Regions from separate parts of the Homo sapiens genome. Here region 1 is linked to region 2. Evidence: chromatin contacts called from ENCODE Hi-C or POLR2A ChIA-PET data. All regions are on one chromosome and are shown on one strand. The core of a region is the stretch at or near the end of the contact, and the rest is flanking DNA. Distances in the headings are between cores, read along the strand shown. Region 1 holds the start of KCNJ2-AS1 (KCNJ2 antisense RNA 1). Region 2 overlaps LINC01483 (long intergenic non-protein coding RNA 1483).

Region 1 (4,024 bases), core at 526-3,025, 300 kb after region 2:
ATCTACAGATGCACCAACTGAATCATAATAAAGAAGAGAAAATCTATAAATGATTAATTTCCTTTTTCTATTTAGGCTTAACATGTTTTAAGGGATAATTAAACTTTTGGCCTGTTTCTTAGAAGTCCAGGAGGAAGCATATTTCAGAAGAAGCTTATTGAACTGAGCGGTGAACTCATTCATTATCCTTTGGTTAATACAGAGTGAACTTGTCTACCCTCAGGTTCATTTAGCTTTAGGCTACAGCCTAGATTCTTAGACATCCGTCTATTTTACAGTATTAATTCAAGCTGTTTATAAATAACACATGACTAAATAGATGTTAAAGAAGACCTCCCTTGGGGCAGGCATTATTCCCACGTGCATGGCAACAGAGTTCGTAACAGGGCTTGGTGAACAGTATAATCTCAACACATTAACTGGGACCACATCGCCATTTGGCTATCAGAGCAGCCACACCGAGTGCATCATCTCTTGCACACCCTTTTAATTTAAGTACCTTGCTCAGTGCTAAGAAAAAAGGCACACTTGTTAAGGCAGGAGTAAGTGCGGATCTGCGAAACCTAAGCAAGCATATTTCACCAGCACCTCCTAGGGGCCACGTGTGGATATGAGGATGGGAGGTGGGGACTCGCACAGAACCTTTCCTTGAATTGTCAGTTTCACCTCTCCTACACACAAAAATCCACCCCGACTGCGCCGTCCACAATACCAGCTAGTTTGCTGAATTAGTTCAGCGACTCAAGGAGGCCTTACGAGGTTTAAATAAACTGCACAAAAGACACATTTGATCGCTCGAGAAAATAAACATTTAAAAAACTCAGTGGAAAGAAAGACTCCTAAAATATATCCTGTCCTTTAGGAGCAAAGCTTCGTTAGGACACCGAAGTACTCAGAAATAATAGGCACTTACTCTTCGGTTTACACACACACACACACACACACACACGGATTAGTTTATAAAGTTCCAGGATCCAGACCCGGTTAACACTGAAGTTGCTTTTTAGGGGTCTGCGCGCTCTCGCCTGGCTGCTGGGAAGGAGGGCTGGGAGGCGCTGAAGCGAGGGCAGATCTGAGTGTCTGTAGGAGTTGCTATTCCAAAAAAAATCATTACTCTCTAATTGTTCTGATTTTAGATCAGCAAAGCGTGCCGGGCGGTGGTGGAGAGACTGAGGGCGGACAAGGCGAGAGGGAACGAGCCGTCCACCCTTCGGAGAAGCCTAGGCGCCTTGTAAGTAATTCGCGAACAGTCGGGAGAACAAACAGCCAAGCGGCGCTGCAGTGGCCGCACTTGCGCGCGTCTCAATCCTGGGGGCTCTGCGCGCCCGCCCCAGTCCCTCGCCCCATTGACTCAGTGGCTTCTCCGGGCGCTGCAGCCTCCGCGGGGGGCTTCGAAGGGCCGAGGGGCTCCGGCAGAGAGGGAGTGGAGAGGGAGACGCGCCGGGACCGACGAACAATCCTGCCCCTGCGGCAAAGGTCTCTACCCGGCGCTGGCACCTCGCAGGCCCCTCGAGGAGCACGCAGGGCAAGCGGCCCAAGAGCGGGGGAACCGGGAAGTGTGTGGGGCTCCAGACGGAGTAGGAAGCTTTGCCCAAGGCCAGGCTGCAATCAGGCAGCCGCAACAGCCGGGCGCGGAGCTTCCCACCTGCTGCTGTCCCAGCTGGGCCGCAACTTCCTCCTCCCCGGCCCGGGCCCGACTCCCCGGCCGGGCTCCGAGGGTGGAGGGGGACGAGGCGGCGGCAGGTTCCCTCCGCTGGCAACGCCTCGCAGCATCCTCCCCTCCCCGCCGCGGTTCCCGGGGCCGGCCGCGCGGCCAGGCGCGCTGCGATTGGCCGGCAGCGGCCGGGGGCGGGGCCAGGAGAGCCGGTGTCGCACGGACCGCCTCAAAAGAGCCCAGGATATTGCAGAGCGCACTGGAGCCCTGGCCAGCGCGCAGCCTTCCCGGCGCCGGCGGGCTGGGTCTTGGGAATTCTGGTTTGCTTTGGCTCACTCGCTTTTTACAAACCACTGGATCTTACATGCCTCTGTACCCCCCACTTCCACTCCATGTCCCCATGCTCCTGCGCCAGCAACAGGTAAGGGCTGCTGTGTTTTCTTCCTTTTCGCTCGCTGCCGGTGTGTCCTGGGGAATGGACTCTGGCCGCCGTCCCCTACCCTACCCTGCCCCGCTGCTCCAGAGGTGCCCAGCTGTCACACTGCTGTAGCGCTCACCCACACTCCGGAGTCCCAGATCATGCCTATATAGTTTGTGTGCGCACCAGAACATCCCCAGAGCTAAAAATACTGAGACATGCTTGGAACAGTTGAGCAATAGAAACAGATTTCTCTGCAGCATCTGTTTGTGCTCATAACTTCCAATGCACCAGCTGTAGCGAGATACTGGGTTTGGAGGCAAGGGCGAGAGCGTCTGTGTTCGGTTCTCACTCTAAGTGGGGAAAAAAAGAAAGAAAACGTGGTTGCGGGTTTGGGGGTGCGTCTTGAGCCCTGGTCTTAAACCTTGGCAAAGCTTGGGACTCAGCACTATTCTTGATCCTTGGCTTTTTTTTTTTTTCGTCATTGCTTCAAGTATAGCTGTGAGTTTCAAACAGAGTGAGTGTCTCAAAGTTGCCTTCCTGAAAGAAGAGCGGGAGCCCGAGTTGGATTTGAGCCTGAGGATCGCAAAACTTTCACATTACATATCACTCTCCCCTAACCAATTTGTTATTTTCAGTAATAATGGTATTAATACCTGGCTTGAAGACAGTGTGGTTTTAGGAAAGCAAAATAGTCAAAACGACTTGATTCTGCAAAAAGATTGCATCATAGCGTGGATTCATCATGACAATTGGAAAAAAAATAGGGATAGGGAATGGGCAGTTTAATGTCTGTGTCTGGGTAAGGATATCATAGGATGATCACTAGGATAAAAGGCTGTGAATTCCGACGATTTTCATAAATTCAGATTTTACCTGTTAGGAAATAAGGTGTTATTTGAAAACCTCGGATATGCAAAGAAACCATATTGCGTTTTATCATTTGTTTTCTTTTCACATTAATAATCAATAGGCTGCCAGATTTCCTCTCGCCAACCAATGTTGTGTGTCTGCTGTACATTATCTGTACACTTGTTAGCGTTTTCCTGCTCACTTCCAAATGTTTCATTTCTATTTGCCATTATCTGGAAAAATCCTGGTGCTCAGAAGGGGTAAGAGATGTTAATTGAAGCATGGTGGAAAGGGTGAGGATAAGGTCAAGGCCATTTTACTTAGCTTCCTCCTCTCTCATATTTTAATGACACTTTATTTTTTAATGTTCTTGGTCTCCATAAGAAATATTTGATCTAAACTCATGTGAATTTTGCTTTTAAAAAAAATAAAAGAACACAGTCTTTCTACATCCTTTGGATTCCTGAGTTGTAGAATCTCTGGTTAGCTGTAGCGTCCTTGTATGACTTTTGCGTAGCCTGAAAGATTGAAAACAGCTACCTGCACAGATTAAGTGTTTCAGATTTTTTTAAGTGTATATTTTTATTTACCAAACATGTCTGTTTTTCAGCGTATGCAAATGCTGAGCAGTGCTACAAGCCAAGTGTCGTTGAGTATAAATGTTAGACAGGGGGCTCACACGTAGATAGATGGGTATCCCCCTCCCCTCCCCACTTCCCCCTCCTCCTCCCTCATGTTTATTGAGCTTCTAAGAGGCTGCTTTCCTAGCAGTTGTGCTCACATAGCAACATGTGCCCAGAGCACACTCAGGCTGTTCTATATGGCGTCAGCTGGGGAATAGCTGCTCTAAACACTCATTAGCAGACCTCTCTCTCAGCCCAGTACGTTTTCTTTTGCTATCTTTATTTCCTATCCTTAGAAACTTTCTTATTTATTGCACACCATGACCATATTACAGGACACATTTACTCTCATTTGATTTTTTTTTTTAGTTATTTATAAGCCATATTGGAAGTATTACCTATATAGTCAAAGCAATTTAGATCCCCCATTTGTACCATGTGATCTCCTTGACCTTACATTTATCCATAGCTCTTTCT
Region 2 (4,500 bases), core at 750-3,249:
CTGAAGCAGGAGAATCGCTTGAACCCAGGAGGCGGAGGTTGCAATGAGCTGAGATCACACCACTGCACTCCAGCCTGGGCGACAGAGCAAGACACTGTCTCAAACAAACAAACAAAACATCCAGCCGGGTAAATTGAAGGCACAAGATTTTGAGAGAAAGTGAAGAAGTTAAACTTGCTAAGGAGTGGCTTTATGCACTGGGGGAAGAGAGGGAACAGATATTGCAGGTAGCACTAGGAAGAGTCTGTCAGGCAGAAGACACAACACAGAGTTGCAGAGGTGGCTTTGAGTGAGTGGTAATCTGTGGAAGAGGTGTCTAATGACAGGAAAGTACAGATAATCCTGCGGACAAGATGAGGAAGGCTAGATAACTAGAAAGCCTTCGGTCTTGAGTATTGATCTAAAATGGGGAAGTGAATATAGTGAACTGTAAGATTTTTTATATTCAAAAATGCTGCAGCCACAAAAAAGAATGTCCTTTGCAGGGACATGGATGAAGCTGGAAACCATCATCCTCAGCAAACTAACACAGGAACAGAAAACCAAATACCGCATGTTCTCACTCATAAGTGGGAGCTAAACAACGAGAACACATGGACACAGGGAGGGGAACATCACACACCGGGGCCCGTCGGAGGGTAGGAGGAAAGGGGAGGGAGAGTATTAGGACAAATACTTAATGCATGCGGAGCTTAAAATCTAGATGATGGGTTGATGGGTGCGGCAAACCACCATGACACATGTATCCCTATGTAACAAACCTGCATGTTCAGCACATGTATCCCAGAACTTAAAGGAAAAGGAAAAAAAAAATGCTGGAAGCCATTGCCCCAAATGCTGAGTTCTAAGCAGAAAACTTGCAAGTTAGAATCCTGAGGACTCCAAGGTTAAGGCAGCACATGGATATTCAGTTGCCTTCTCTCTAGACTCCAGAGTCCCTGCAGAAGTCTGGCAAAGATAGCCTGGTCTGATCATCTTCAGAATCTAAACACACCTCATTTACATAACTACTCACTGTAGGTTGTTTTCAGTTGCCTTCTAAGATTGAAAATGCTAAGGCTTCCCCAGGTTTCAATATTACTTGGTCATTTTTTTTGGTAAGAATCTGACAGGTCAGTAGTTAGATGACCAAATGTTTGAAGAAAGAGTTACTGAAAGGTGATATGGTTGGATTGGTGCTTTAAGTTGAAGACTGTGGACATAATGGGTAGAATAAGAATCCCCGAATAATGGTTGTGATTGTGAAAATGGAAAGTAGATGATAACCTTAAAGAATTTGTGAAGTTGAAGAAAGTGGAGCATTTGCTGGAAAGCACTTCCTCAAAATCTTGCATCTCAAAGGAGTACTGGTTCTGCCTGACAGAACAGCATTGACCTCCACCTGAAAGAGCAGGCCTGACTCAGTGCGTCTCTGGTCCCCACACTGCAGTCACAGTGTGGACATTCTTTTGCAGTGTGTGGTAGCTCCCCCAGGGCAGTGGGCCTGAAGAGACTTGGGGGTAAGTGGTCAGGATTGCTTCCTGCAACAGTGAGAGGTCCTGACTCATGGGCTCTGGATCCCCTCTGACTAATGATCTGCAACTGACCCTCTGCTTGTTCTCTAGCAGGTCCATTCAAGGCAGGAATTGTAATTTCCTAGGACACAATGCTAGGTGAAAGGGTTCATTGTGTCACCAAGAATGACACAGTAATTTAAGCCTGGGAATGCAATTTATTCAAACTCCTCATTTCCTAAATGAGCTCAGATTAGAACAATCTCTTAAAGAACAATTTTAGAAATGTTGATGTTTTTCTTTTTCTTTTCTTCTTTTTTTTTTTTTTTTTTTTACAGGGGGTGGGTGAGTGAGTAGGATGGAGGTGGCCATGGAAAGAAAGGAGAGGAGGAGGCTTTCCATAACCATGACTTGAAATGACCGAGTCAGAAGGTTATGGCTGTTAGGAGGAGTTAGGACCAAGAAACATGCACTTTCTGCCAGTGGGGTCCAAAGTATTCTGCATATCTCAGACAAGTGCAAACCTGCCTTGCCTTTCTCTCTGTCTCCCTAGGAGGTACTGTTTGTGTGACAAAGAGAGTTGTCAGTAATCCAGCAGACACCCTCTTGTACTGCATTGAAATCCAGCACATTCCTCCCTACAGTAGGAAGGACAGACTGGGCTTGCTTTGGGGTTTATTAACCATCTTGAACTATTTTCCAAATGTTTTAGGTTCGAAAAAACCTGAATCACATTGGGCCACAGCCACTTTTTCTTCTTCGCTATTAAGCCTATGTGTATTTTATGGGAAATGTAATCCATATGTTTCTGATTCCTTTACACTTAACTCATCAAGCAGGATTTGTTAAAGCTATTTCATGCCCTGGATGCCTTTTGAGCCGTTTCCTTGTGACTTTCAAAGCCTTTTATTCTCCAGAAATAGGAAGTTACATTTTATGAAATGTAAATGAGCTTGAACCCCCAAAGGTCTTATTTGGGTCAGAATTTGGAACACTTGGGATCAGTAAGAAGCATGCTCTATTCCACTCTTTCAGAGGAATTTCAGCTCAGGGAATACTTTTACACTTTTCAATGCATAAAATTGGCTAAACTTTAATTAAGATGTACTTGGGAGAAAAAAAAAGCAAAAAAAAAATTTCATTGTAAGAGCACATATCATTAATGAAAAGGGGTAAATATTTCTGAATAAATAAAAGCTACCTCAGCTAAATTACCATAAAATAAAATAAACCGAAACAACCAAATACGTCTCCGAACATCACTAACTATGATCCTGTTGCTAAATTGCTGTTTTAATTTTGTGGCCCTAAAGTGAATCTCCAGTAAATATTTTTTCAATACCTCCCACCAGAACAATTAAAATAATTTTCCAGGAGCAAAGCTGTTTTCATGTCTTGGCAAAATATCCTGTTGTCTGAGAGCTCCTATTCTTCAGCAGTAGAAGTTTGCAATTAAAAAAATTAAAGAAATGCATAATCTAAAAATTCTCTCCTCTCCTCTAATTCTAGGAAGAAATTCCATGTTGGGTGTGACATAATAAAACAGGCTCAATTCCGAGCCTTTGCAATTGTTTCTTTTTCTGCCTGGATTAATCTTCCCTACGATCATGAATCTGTCTCCTCTGTTATCTCTTCACTGAGGCCGGCTCTAACTGTCTGGACTGAAAGAACTCTCCCAATTCTCCTTTTGTTACTCTCTACTCCATTTATCCGTTTTACGTTTTTCACAGGAATTAGCATCATCTACCATTGCTTAATGTCATTTGTGCACTTATATTTTCTTTTCTCAATGAGAATCTAAACACATCCCTGTATCCCGTTACTAAAACGTTAGCTGACAAATGGCAAGCACTCAATCAATGTTTACTAAATTTAATTGCAACAATTTGTTCAACACCTATTGACACGTATTATGCACCAGGTTTTATGCTAGATATCAGAGATATAATGAAATATAAAACCAAGTTCCTGTTCTCAAGAACCTCCCATCTTGAGGACAGAGAATATAAGTCAATTACTCTAGTGGTGTGTGGTAATTTTACTGGGGTCCTAATCCAGACCCCAAAAGAGGGTTCTTGGATCTCCTGCAAGAAAGAATTCAGGGAAAATCCATAGAGTAAAGTGAAAGCAAGTTTATTAAGACAGTGAAGGAATAAAAGAATGTCTGTTCCATAGACAGAGAAGCCCAGAGGGCTGCTGGTTGCCCTGGTTATTTGTTGATTATATGCTAAACAAGGGGTGGTGGATTATTTATGCCTCCCCTTTTAAAACCATATAGGGTAACTTCCTGATGTTGCTATGGCATTTGTAAACTGTCATGGCGCCGGTGGGAGTGTAGTAGTGAGGACAACCAGCGGTTACTCTCGTGGCCATATTGGTTTTGGTGGGTTTTGGCTGGCTTCTTTACTGCAACCTGTTTTATCAGCAAGGTCTTTATGACCTGTATCTTGTGCCAACCTTCTGTCTCATTCTGTGACTTAGAATGCCTTAACCATCTGGGAGTACAGCCCAGTAGGTCTCAGCCTCATTTTACCCACCTCCTATTCAAGATGGAGTTGCTCTGGTTCACATGCCTCTGACAGTAAGCTAAAGTTTGCTTGAGAAAAGTGAATTGAAAAAGCCTAGTTATTTTATTGCATAATTAGAATAAGAGGTATCAGAAGCACATTTATCAAAGCTACCAGATAGGAATTAACTTCTTCTAGGATAAAATACATTGTTGTATTTATCACCCTAATGTAGTTTGGAAAAAGCCTACCTTATTGTGCAATATAAATCAAGACTTAAGAGAAACTGTAGAGGATACTAGTTAAGGGAACTTAAACACATTTTTTTTCCTTGATTTTATAGGTAGGTTTTCAAATGGGAAATGAATTGTTTACGTTCATTTGCAAAATGAAGAGAAGGGAAAGAAAAGGCGCTAAGGCTAGACTCACAAAAGCCGAATTCTCATGTGAAGTCCAGCCTTGTGGCTACCCATAAAGCAGTGGCATTCCAGGTTTATCAA

The links. A loop is a pair of places that touch in the nucleus more often than their neighbours do. ChIA-PET counts read pairs that join two places held with the same protein, here RNA polymerase II (POLR2A). Pooled maps may share reads with other maps.
Region 1: a map of endothelial cell of umbilical vein shows a loop between it and region 2 (4-fold over the local background). The contact joins the promoter of KCNJ2-AS1 here to the enhancer-like site in region 2. A Hi-C loop is called at or near these places in 1 of 168 maps with a recorded cell type or tissue (endothelial cell of umbilical vein) and 3 of 50 pooled maps. POLR2A ChIA-PET finds 5 or more read pairs at or near these places in 1 of 52 experiments (endothelial cell of umbilical vein).

Annotation. Positions count from the first base shown.
Region 1 is chr17:70,167,627-70,171,650 of GRCh38, forward strand. It overlaps KCNJ2-AS1 (KCNJ2 antisense RNA 1), which reads right to left and starts at 1,776. Exons shown (of 1, transcript NR_036534.1): 1 at 1-1,776. It overlaps KCNJ2 (potassium inwardly rectifying channel subfamily J member 2), which reads left to right and starts at 1,906. Exons shown (of 2, transcript NM_000891.3): 1 at 1,906-2,075. RefSeq lists a silencer at 1,502-1,961.
Region 2 is chr17:69,868,817-69,873,316 of GRCh38, forward strand. All of the region lies in intron 4 of LINC01483 (long intergenic non-protein coding RNA 1483), which reads left to right. Among named protein-coding and RNA genes, the nearest start is that of LINC01497, 91 kb to the right of the region's middle. Within about 2 kb of position 2,000, at least 4 of the 41 ENCODE cell types and tissues checked have a DNase peak (open chromatin) inside an H3K27ac peak, as active enhancers do.